Regions from separate parts of the Homo sapiens genome. Here region 1 is linked to region 2. Evidence: chromatin contacts called from ENCODE Hi-C or POLR2A ChIA-PET data. All regions are on one chromosome and are shown on one strand. The core of a region is the stretch at or near the end of the contact, and the rest is flanking DNA. Distances in the headings are between cores, read along the strand shown.

Region 1 (5,367 bases), core at 2,286-4,785, 520 kb before region 2:
GCTTCAAAAGGAGCCGAGAACTGAACCCAGGCATTTAGAATTTTACCCCGGGGGGACTTCTCTGTCCCTCTGAGCTTGGAGTCAGGTGGCAGTCAGTATGATCTGGTAGGAATCTTAACAACATGGGGGAAGCTAAGGTGTCATCTGCCCTGAGGCTACCTGGGCAAATGCCCAGCAGTATAAATAGGTTGTGGCCTCATGTCCCCCCAGCTGTGTTCCTGCTGACAGGAGCAGGGTAGGCGGGGATCCGTTGTCCCCCTGGGTGTCAGCTGATGACACAGTTGCGGAGCCTGCAGCACCCACAGGGTGAGGGAGCTTGCCAGCACTCTGGACTGCAGGAGCTTTGAGGCCGGCTCCCATCCCGGGCACCAGCCTTGTGACATCTGCCCTTATAAGACAGCTCCCTGCTACTCCACAGCTCTGTTTTCTAAGGGTTCCTCCAATTTTCCCAACTCAGTACTCATATCCTGTTCCTACAGGTAAGTGGAGAAAGAGTTGAAGGGAAAGTGTTGGGATTTGGACATGGAGTTCCTGACCCTGGAGCCTGGCCTAGTGACTGGAGGAGGGGCCCCCAAGAGGCTGTGGCCCGGGAGAAGCTGAAATTGGAAGAAGAGAAGAAGAAGAAAGTGAGAGAGGGGCGGGGGCCGGGGTTGGGGGCAGTGGCTAATCCCTGAGGCCGGCTGAGCAGTGAGGCCTGGAGGGACTCTGGTGGGGCAGCCTGAGCAGCTGGTGTCTCCTGTCGGCAGGGCAGAGAGATCTCTTGACCAGCGGCTGATGGCTGGCATGGTCTTGTCTTCTGCCCCAGCTTGAAAGATTTAACAGTACCAGATTTAATCTGGATAACCTGGCTGACTTGGAAAACTTGGTTCAAAGACGGAAAAAGCGACTGAGACACAGAGTCCCCCCCAGGAAACCTGAGCCCCTGGTTAAGGTGAGTGGGAGGTCGGGGTTAGGGCAGTGCACACACCAGGGCTCCAGTTCCAGAGGAAGGGCTTGGGGCAGAGTGGGCACTGCAGGCCAGGACCACACAGCCAGTGCCTGGGGAGCCCATTAAATCCACTCCAGAGCCCCCGCGGATGTGTCCGCCAGGGCTGCCATAACAAAGTCCCACAGCCTGGACAGCCTCAACAGCAGGCATGTGTCACCTCGCTGTCCTGGGGGCTGGAAGGCTAACAGGAAGGTGTTGGCGAGGCTGGTTCCCTCTGAGGGTGGTGAGGGAGAATCCCTTCATGCCTCTCCGGCTTCTGGTGGATGCTGGTGATCTTTGGCGTTCCTTGGCTTGTAGATGTATCACCCAACTATTGCCTTCATGTTTGCTGGGCGTTCTGCCTGTGTGCATGCCTGTGTCCATGTGTCTCCCCCAACTTTTTTTTTTTTTTTTTTTTTTTTTTTGAGACGGAGTCTCGCTCTGTTGCCCAGGCTGGAGAGCAGTGGCACGATCTCGGATTACTGCAAGCTCTGCCTCCCGGGTTCATGCCATTCTCCTGCCTCAGCCTCCCGAGTAGCTGGGACCACAGGCACCCGCCACCACGCCCGGCTAATTTTTTTTTGTATTTTTAGTAGAGATGGGGTTTCACCGTGTTAGCCAGGATGGTCTCAATCTCCTGTCCTTGTGGTCTGCCCGCCTCAGCCTCCCAAAGTGCTGGGATTACAGGCATGAGCCACCGCATCCGGCCCACGTGTCCCCTTTCATAAGGACATCAGTCACATTGGATTAGAGCCCACTTTAACACAAGTCATATTGGTGAGGGGCCCACCATACGCCGGTGTGACCTCATCTTAACTAATTACATCCTCAGTGACTCTGTTTCCAAATAAGGTCACATTCTGAGGTACCTGGGGTTAGTACTTCATACGAATCTTGGGGAGATACAAGTCAATCCATAACACACACGCTCACACACACACAGTCTATTCAATCTCCTGGCGTGGGATTAGAATAAGAAACTGCATTAGTACGAGCCAGCAGTGTTCCTTGGTGGGCTGCATGGGACCCGTGGGCCAGACTGGTGAAGCTGTGACATCTTGGGCACCTGCGGCCTTCGGGAGTGATTTGGTCTTGTCTTCAACTGAACCAGCCGCAGTCCCAGGCCCAGGTGGAGCCTGTGGGCCTGGAGATGTTCCTGAAGGCAGCTGCTGAGAACCAGGAGTACCTGATTGACAAGTACTTGACAGACGGAGGGGACCCCAATGCCCATGACAAGGTAGCACAGGTTGGGTGAGTCGGCTGGCAGCAGCTGCAGCTGCAGGAGCGCTGCCTTCAGTGTGTTCAAGTCCTGGCCTAGGAGGCTGCAGGGATTTTCACTCTTATGGGCATGAATCCAGTGGCACCTGCAGACGGAGGAGAGGGAGCGGCCCATCGCGTGGTGGGGGAAGTGGCAATTCCATTCAGGGACCTGGCCCTGGGAAGGGGACCGCGTGGGGTCTCTAGGGGTGGCTGCACTCCCTCTGCCTAATCTTCCATCTCTGCCCTCAGCTCCACCGCACCGCCTTGCACTGGGCCTGTCTGAAGGGTCACAGCCAGCTGGTGAACAAGCTGCTGGTGGCAGGTGCCACAGTGGACGCGCGAGACTTGGTGAGGATGGGGAAAGGCCCAGCCTCTGGTCGACGCCCAGCTTCACATCCCAGCAGCTGAGTGCTTGGGTGCTTTTGTTTTGCAGCTGGACAGGACACCTGTGTTCTGGGCCTGCCGCGGAGGACATCTGGTCATCCTCAAACAGCTGCTTAACCAGGGAGCCCGGGTCAATGCCCGGGACAAGGTGAGGGGCACGGTGCTTTGGGGGCCTGTCGGGAACACGGGAGCAGACGCTGTTCCTGGAGAAGAGAGCACGTAGTCCCATGGGTTAGGGAGGCCTCACCAATCCAGACCCAGCACTGACCCCCACTTGCTCTCAGATCGGGAGCACCCCCCTGCACGTGGCAGTGCGCACCCGGCACCCCGACTGCCTGGAGCACCTCATCGAGTGTGGCGCCCACCTGAACGCACAGGATAAGGTAAGGCAGGCGCTTGGTCTTTTCCGGCTCGGACAGCTCCAGAGGAGCAGGGACTGAGGAGCCCCAGCCAGGACCAGAGGTGCTGTCTGCTCGGTGACAGCAGCCCTGACCTTCCTGCATGAGGAGGGCAGCACGCGGAGGCAGAAGCTTGACTGCCTGCGTTCTCAGCAGGAAGGGGACACGGCTCTGCACGAGGCCGTGCGGCACGGCAGCTACAAAGCCATGAAGCTACTGCTGCTCTATGGGGCCGAGCTGGGGGTGCGGAACGCGGTGAGTGTGGGCGCAGCCCTGGCTCCTGACCCGAGGGCGGGTGGAGCGCCTGCAAGGGACTGACCCACACCGTTGCTCCCAGGCCTCCGTGACCCCGGTGCAGCTGGCTCGAGACTGGCAGCGCGGCATCCGGGAGGCCCTGCAGGCCCACGTGGCGCATCCCCGCACCCGGTGCTGACCGCAGCACCGCCCCCCGCCGCGCCTTTCGCACTGCCACCATTCCATCCTGTGCCCCGCCCCCGCGTCTGCACCTCTGTGGTTCCTGCCCTCAGCCCTGGTTCCTCCCTCTCTGGCCTGTGCCGCCTCAGCAGCCCTGGCAGAACTGAAGAGCGGCACCGGGCCCAGCAGGCAAAGAGAGAGGCCTCCCTGGCTTCGAGTGTCAGGGGAGCCGCGTTCCCTCCCAGGGCTGGAGCAGAGGACCACAAGGCAGCAGAAAGCGCGGGTCCAGATGAGGGCCAGGAAGGGGAGGAGAGTGAGGGCCAAGAACGAGCCTTAAGGGAGCAGTCCCAAGCTGGAGCCACCCAGGGCTGGGTCTGGGAGTCCTCAGTGTCCACTTGTCCCAGGTTAGGGGGCTTGCCTTGCTCTCTCCAGGGCCAGTCTGTGTGTGTGGGGACTCAGCCCGTGGCCGGCAGATGCCATCCAGGATGTACAAGGTGCAGCCAAGGCAGGCCATGCAGGGGCCGGGCCTGTCTGCAGCTGGTGGATGCCTGTGGGCATGGCTTTCTCTGGGGACCCCATTCCTGTCAGTAGCAACCCTGGCAGTGTCCGGAGCGGCTCTAGACAACTTTGGTCATAGGAACTCTGGAGGTGGGTTCTGGTCATCTGAGGTGGCTACTCAACAGGTTTGAGGCCCCACAGCAACAGAAGTCCAGGACCCACTAGGTTGCCTCAGAAGCCCTAAGACTGATGAGCTGGAGCGCGCATTTGAGAGAAGCCTCGCACCCACTGTGTACTGGCCCCGCTCAGGCCGGCCTGGCACACCGTTGCCTGCTGGCGGCTCTCATGGGGAAGCGCCTGGGCACTGGGGATTGCTTGTGGCCCACTCAACTCTTGGGGCAGTGGCCCGTAACCCTAGTTTGCCTGAGGCCCTTATGTCCCCTTATGTTCCTGGTACTGGAGCTTGAGCTCTTGCCTGGAACGCTGCAGCTGCACCCACCCTGCTTGATCCCACCTGGGAGGCCAGGACACTGAGGAGCTCTGAACCCAGCCCACAGGGAAGCAGAGGAAGGTGAGCCCCCGCCGCCCCCCAGCCCTTCCCATCCCTTCCCTGCTCCCTGGTGGTCTAAGGACCCAAGCTCCCTAGACTTCCTCTTCCACCGTCTGTACGTTTCAAATTACACTGGTGTAGGCCTGTACTGCTGGTGGGGCTGGGCCCCTAAACGCCAGAAAGTGAATCTTAAGAAGCTCTGCCCTAAACTGAGAACCACATGCTGAGGGAAGGGCTGAAAGGTGAAGGCTCAGCCTCCCTCACATGGGTCCTGGGTTACATTAGGTACCGGGCTGATTGATAGGCATTTGGCCATGGTTCCTTTTCGTCTACCTTTGGGGGCCTTCTCAGGCCCAGAACAAGGCTGTTGTTACTATGTGGAAAAGCTGACCAGTGCTGCACACTAGGGGCACACACCTTTCCATGAGCAGCTCCTGCCCTGTGGCGACAGCCAGCGTGCACCCAGACGCTGGTGCCATGGCGAAGCAGGCGTTCAAGACCATGGAGAAGACAACTCCTCATCTAGAAAATGAGGACACCTCAGTGACAAACACACCTTTTTATACCAATCAGTATCCTCTGTTCATTAAAACTGGCTATCCATTACAGCCTAGCCGTCTTTCCTGGGCCGAGAGGAGCCCATGCTTCAGTCACCAGGGACTGTCTGATAGGGCCCACGCCTGTTAGCCATGCCGGCCGACAGCAAGATAGGCCGAGTGCAGAGTGGGCGGGATGCGGGGTCCTGGCACTAGGCTTTTGTGCTTAAGGCACCTCTGCTCACTGACGACAAGGTCAAAGAGCAGTGGTTCTCCACCTCAGCTGCTTATCAGAATCACCAGGAAGGTTTAAAAAGTCCTGATGTCCAGACCCTAAGTCAGAAGCCCTGAGGGGAGGAT
Region 2 (4,867 bases), core at 1,383-3,882:
TCACTAAAATCCCTCTGCTGAAAGACAAGTTTCAGGGTTTTTATTTGTTTGTTTGTTTTTGAGAAAGAGTTTCGCTCTGTCACCCAGGCTGGAGTGTAGTGGCACCATCTTGGCTCACTGCAGCCTACCCGCCCCAGGTTCCAGTGATTCTCCTGCCTCAGCCTACTGAGTAGCTGGGACCACAGGTGTATGCCACCATGTCCAGCTAATTTTTGTATTTTTAGTAAAGACGGGGTTTCACCATGTTGGCCATGCTGGTCTCGAACTCCTGACCTCAGGTGATCTGCCCGCCTCGGCCTCCCAAAATGCTGGGATTATATGTGTAAGCCATCACACATGGCTGGGTTTCAGGTCTTCTTATCCAGTGGCAATGTGTAGGGAGCTCCCAAACAACTTGTACAATACTTCCAAGAATACTGACTTATTTAATTGTGGAGCAGGAAAAACTGTCTGCTAGCTGACAATGACTGAAGTTCCAAAGTTACTTTTTATAAATGTGAATTATGAAAAATAGATCACAGGTTATTGAGCATTCATGCATTTGGAGCAGTAATAATGAAAGTCTCTTATCTTTTCACTTATGACATGATGTCAGGATGCAAAATATATGCTTCAGAGTGTGCAAAAACGATAATGTTTAAGACCATGTGTTTTAAAGTTGTATTATTTTAATTAACAAATAATAATTGTACATATTCATAGGGTGCACAGTCATGTTTCATACATACAATGTATAATTTCAGATTAGGGTAATTAGCATATCCATCATCTCAAACATTTATCATTTCTTTGTGTTGGGAAGGTTCAATCCTCCCTCTAGCTATTTGAAACTATATATTATTACTATTATTATTTTGTGTGTGTGTGTGACGGAGTCTTGCTCTGTCACCCAGGCTGGAGTGCAGTGGCACCATCTCAGCTCACTGCAACCTCCACCTCCTGGGTCAAGCAGTTTTCCTGCCTCAGCCTCCCAAATAGCTGGGATTACAGGCACACACCACCAAGCCCGGCAATTTTTTTGTATTTTAGTAGAGTGGGGGTTTCACCATGTTCTCGAGCTCCTGAGCTCAAGCAATCTGCCCACCTTGGCCTCCCAAAGTGCTGGGATTACAGGCATGAGCCACCATGCCTGGTCTATTATTGTTAACTGTAGTCAACCTACAGTGGTGTGAAACCCTAGTACTTAGTCCTCCCATCTGGCTATAATCTTGAATCCTTTAACAAATCCCTCCCTATCACCACCTTCCCCTCCCCTTCCCAGCCTCTAGCATCCTCTGTTCTACCTTTTACTTCTATTACATCAACTTTTTCTAGGTTCCACATGTGACTGAGAACATGTGGTGTTTATCTTTCTGTGCCTGGCTTATTTCACTTAATATCCTCCAATTCCATCCAAGTTGCTGCAAATGACAGGATTTCATTTTTTTTTATGGCCAAATAGCATTCCATTGTGTACATATACCACGTTTTCCTTATTCATTCATCTATTGTTGGACACATAGGTCAATTCCATATTGGCTATTCTGAATAGTGCAGCTATAAACATGAGGGTGCAGATTTCTCTTTGATATAATGATTTCCTTTCCTTTGGATAGATTTTAAGTAATGGGATTGCTAGATCATGTGAGTAGTTCTACTTGTAGTTTTCTGAGGAACCTCCATGTTATTCTCCATAGCAGCTGTGCTAGTTTACCCAACAGCATATCAGAGTTCCCTTTTCTCCCCATTTTCACCAGCATCTGTAAAACCATATGCTTAAAAATGTGTGTTCATGGTTAAGGATTTGTTTTAAAAGTGGTTGCTGGACAGGCGCGATGGCTCACGCCTGTAATCCCAGCACTCTGGGAGGCCGAGGCAGGCAGATCACCTGAGGTCAGGAGTTCGAGACCAGCCTGGCCAGCATGGTGAAACCCCGTCTCTACTAAAAATACAAAAAAAAAAAAAAAAAAATTAGCTGGGTGTGGCGGTGCATGCCTGTGATCCCAGCTACCAGCCTGGCCAGCACGGTGAAACCCCGTCTCTACTAAAAATACAAAAAAAAAAAAAAAAAATTAGCTGGGCGTGGTGGTGCATGCCGGTGATCCCAGCTACTCAGGAGGCTGAGGCAGGAGAATCGCTTGAATCCGGGAGGTGGAGGTTGCAGTGAGCTGAGATCGCACCACTGCACTCCAGCCTGGGCAACAGAATAAAACTCCTTCTCAAAAAAAGAAAAAAAAAAAAAAAAGAACATGCTATGGCTTACTCCCATTATGTGTGTGTGTCTGTGCATCACATGCCTCGGAAAAGTTTCAAAGGGTGGATCCCTAAATGTTTACAGTGATCTTCTGAGGGTGGAGGGATTGATTGCAGGTGTCTAGCAATAAGGAGGTATTCTTTTCACAAAAATAAACATGCAGTGTCCAGCGTATGAATGGGCTGTGTGCCCAAAGCCCTCCCTCGTGTGCCTCGTGAGCACAAAACACGTTTTCTACAGAAACAGGTGCGCCTAGGACCGCTAGAGACGCTTTGCGCCGGGGCAGTGTCTTCACGGTTCGGAGAGCTGGGAGTGGAGGTGGGGGGAGGTTCCTCATCCTCGCCAGCTTTCTGGGCCCCAGGAGCCGCCTCCCTTCGCCCCCGACCCCGCCTCCGTCCCCCAAGCCGCGGACGCGCCTTTTCCGCCGCCTCCAAGAGCAGCCGCGGGGCCGCCCCCAGGACGCGTTGTTCGCTGCCGGAGTTTGGGGTGGCAAGGACCGGGCGCACGGCTGAGATGCGCTGCCCTCCAGAATGCGAGCCTGTGCACGCGCCTGCGGAGGGGCCACACTCCCTGCAGCGTCCGCGATGCGCTGTTCCCGCTGGCGCTCGGCGGGCGCTCCCCTGGGCACATCGAGGCTCTAGTGACCGCATTATGAATTAGTCCTTTCCTTTTCTCCTCATGTGATTGCAGCGAGCGCTCGTCTTGTTTGTAAATCGTGCTGGCAAGCCCCGTTTTAACCAACTACGAATTTCATTTCGGAATGAAAAAGGAGACGCACTTTCGGACAGGGCAGCGGTTGCCGCCGGTCCTTCCTCTGAGCTACCGGTCCCTAGAAGGAAGACCTGCCTTCGACCGATCTGGAAATGAGTCCCAGCTGCAAGCCCAGGGCGGCGGAAGCCCCACGGGCCGAGCCGAAGAAAGACGAGGCGGGGGACGGGGAGCGTAGTGCCGCGTGCCGGGACCCACAACCCCTTTCCCCTGGGCGCTCTTCCCCGAGCGGACAGGAAAAAGCTCTCCTTTGCCGCTGCCCATCCCCCAGGGCCCAAGCGATGCTTCCTAACCGCGTGGACGCAGCTTGATGGGGGAGAAAGAGCTCTGGGAGCAGGGCTTAGAGCCTCGTCTCGCCTCCTGCCAACTCGGTCCGGCAAGGTTCCGAACCTCCCTGAGCCTCAGCTTCCTAATCTGGCAAACATGACGACAAAAGTCCTTCTCTTTTAAGGTTGGTGCAAAAATTAAATGGCCCTTTACTGTATATTTAGAGCACCTGGCTCACGGATTAGTCACCTCGCTCCTGGGCTCAACAGTGTTCACTGGGTCCTTACAGCATCACACTGGGATCCTTAAGGGCAAAGACCAAAATTAGACCTAGCTTAATTCCTGGTGTGCAAGTGCTAAGTGTTATGAAATGAGTGAGTGACAGGATGATCCAGCTATGAGAAATAGGAGAGAGTTTGCGGTGGGATAGAGACTGTACCTTCTTTTTGTATAAGATGTTTGGCAGTTGGGGATAACTTACCGGAAGCAAGCTTAAGATGCACACGAAATCCTGACCAAGAGGATGTAGAAATTAGATATATGGCCAAGAATCAGAGAAGCAAATAAACAGATCTCAAATAAAATGTTTAGTTTTGAGGTTAGAGGTGGGATATCAGGGTAACCAGGCAAAATAACTGATACAATAAATAACTACATGACAAATCACTTCTCTCAACAACACATTTCAAAAAAAATCACTTTATTTTATAACTGCAAGATTTTCTTCAAACCAGTTTCTTGCTATTACAAGCTCAAAAACTTATCCTGCTCTGGTGGCAAACATTTTGTGACTCATGCTGTGTAACAAAGACCTGTGTAGACATTGAGTTGTATATTGCTGATGCTTCTGAACATAAAGGAAAAGTACAAAATTGCCGCCTTTTTCCCAATGATTTGTGGAGGAGAATTATTACTAGACTAGCTGATACCTGTGCATGAAATGCACCACTATTGCTTAATAAATCTGGACCGGGTGCGGTGGCTCATGCCTGTAATCCCAGCACTATGGGAGGCCGAGGCGGGCAGATTGCCTGAGCTCAGGAGTTCAAGACCAGCCTGGCCAACATGGTGAAACTCCATCTCTACTAAAAATACAAAAATTAGCTGGGTGTAGTGGTGGGTGCCTGTAATCCCAGCTACTGGGGAGGCTGAGGCAGAAGAATCACTTGAACCCAGGAGGCGGAGGTTGCAGTGAGCTGAGACTGTGCCACTGCACTCCAGTCTGGGCAAAAGAGCAAGACTTTGTCTCAGAAAAAAAAAAAAAAGAAAAAGAAAGAAAAAAAAAAGAATAGCACTGGGCACGGTGGCTCACACTGTAATCCCAACACTTAAGGAGGCAGAGGTAGGAAAATAGCTTGAACTCAGGAGTTTGAGACCTGCCTGGGCAACATAGCAAGACCCCGTTCTCCACAAAATGGAAAAAAAATCTGAATAGCATATCAATGTGTATTATTTGCTTATTGTATATTTCTTTATAGTTTTTCTCCTCTCAATGTAGCACTTGTACTGTTGGGAGGATAAAACATAGGTGCTCTTGATTAAATAGGGATTTGAAAGATATGAGTAGATTCTGTCTACCATCTGTCCCAATCACTTGTT

Evidence for each region. A loop is a pair of places that touch in the nucleus more often than their neighbours do. ChIA-PET counts read pairs that join two places held with the same protein, here RNA polymerase II (POLR2A). Pooled maps may share reads with other maps.
Region 1: a pooled map shows a loop between it and region 2 (2.4-fold over the local background). The contact joins two enhancer-like sites. A Hi-C loop is called at or near these places in 1 of 50 pooled maps. POLR2A ChIA-PET finds 5 or more read pairs at or near these places in 5 of 52 experiments (CD4-positive, alpha-beta T cell, Caco-2, IMR-90 and 2 more).

What each region holds. Positions count from the first base shown.
Region 1 is chr2:96,837,624-96,842,990 of GRCh38, reverse strand. It overlaps ANKRD23 (ankyrin repeat domain 23), which reads left to right. Exons shown (of 9, transcript NM_144994.8): 2 at 480-626; 3 at 806-931; 4 at 2,079-2,204; 5 at 2,477-2,575; 6 at 2,661-2,759; 7 at 2,896-2,994; 8 at 3,166-3,264; 9 at 3,347-5,079. The coding sequence ends at 3,442. Among named protein-coding and RNA genes, the nearest start is that of ANKRD23, 3.7 kb to the left of the region's middle. RefSeq lists enhancers at 918-1,523, 4,555-5,109, 5,110-5,367 and silencers at 3,116-3,215, 3,356-3,415. Within about 2 kb of position 3,535, at least 4 of the 41 ENCODE cell types and tissues checked have a DNase peak (open chromatin) inside an H3K27ac peak, as active enhancers do.
Region 2 is chr2:96,319,721-96,324,587 of GRCh38, reverse strand. No RefSeq gene overlaps it. Among named protein-coding and RNA genes, the nearest start is that of ITPRIPL1, 3.2 kb to the left of the region's middle. RefSeq lists a silencer at 2,444-2,703 and an enhancer at 3,654-3,763. Within about 2 kb of position 2,632, at least 15 of the 41 ENCODE cell types and tissues checked have a DNase peak (open chromatin) inside an H3K27ac peak, as active enhancers do.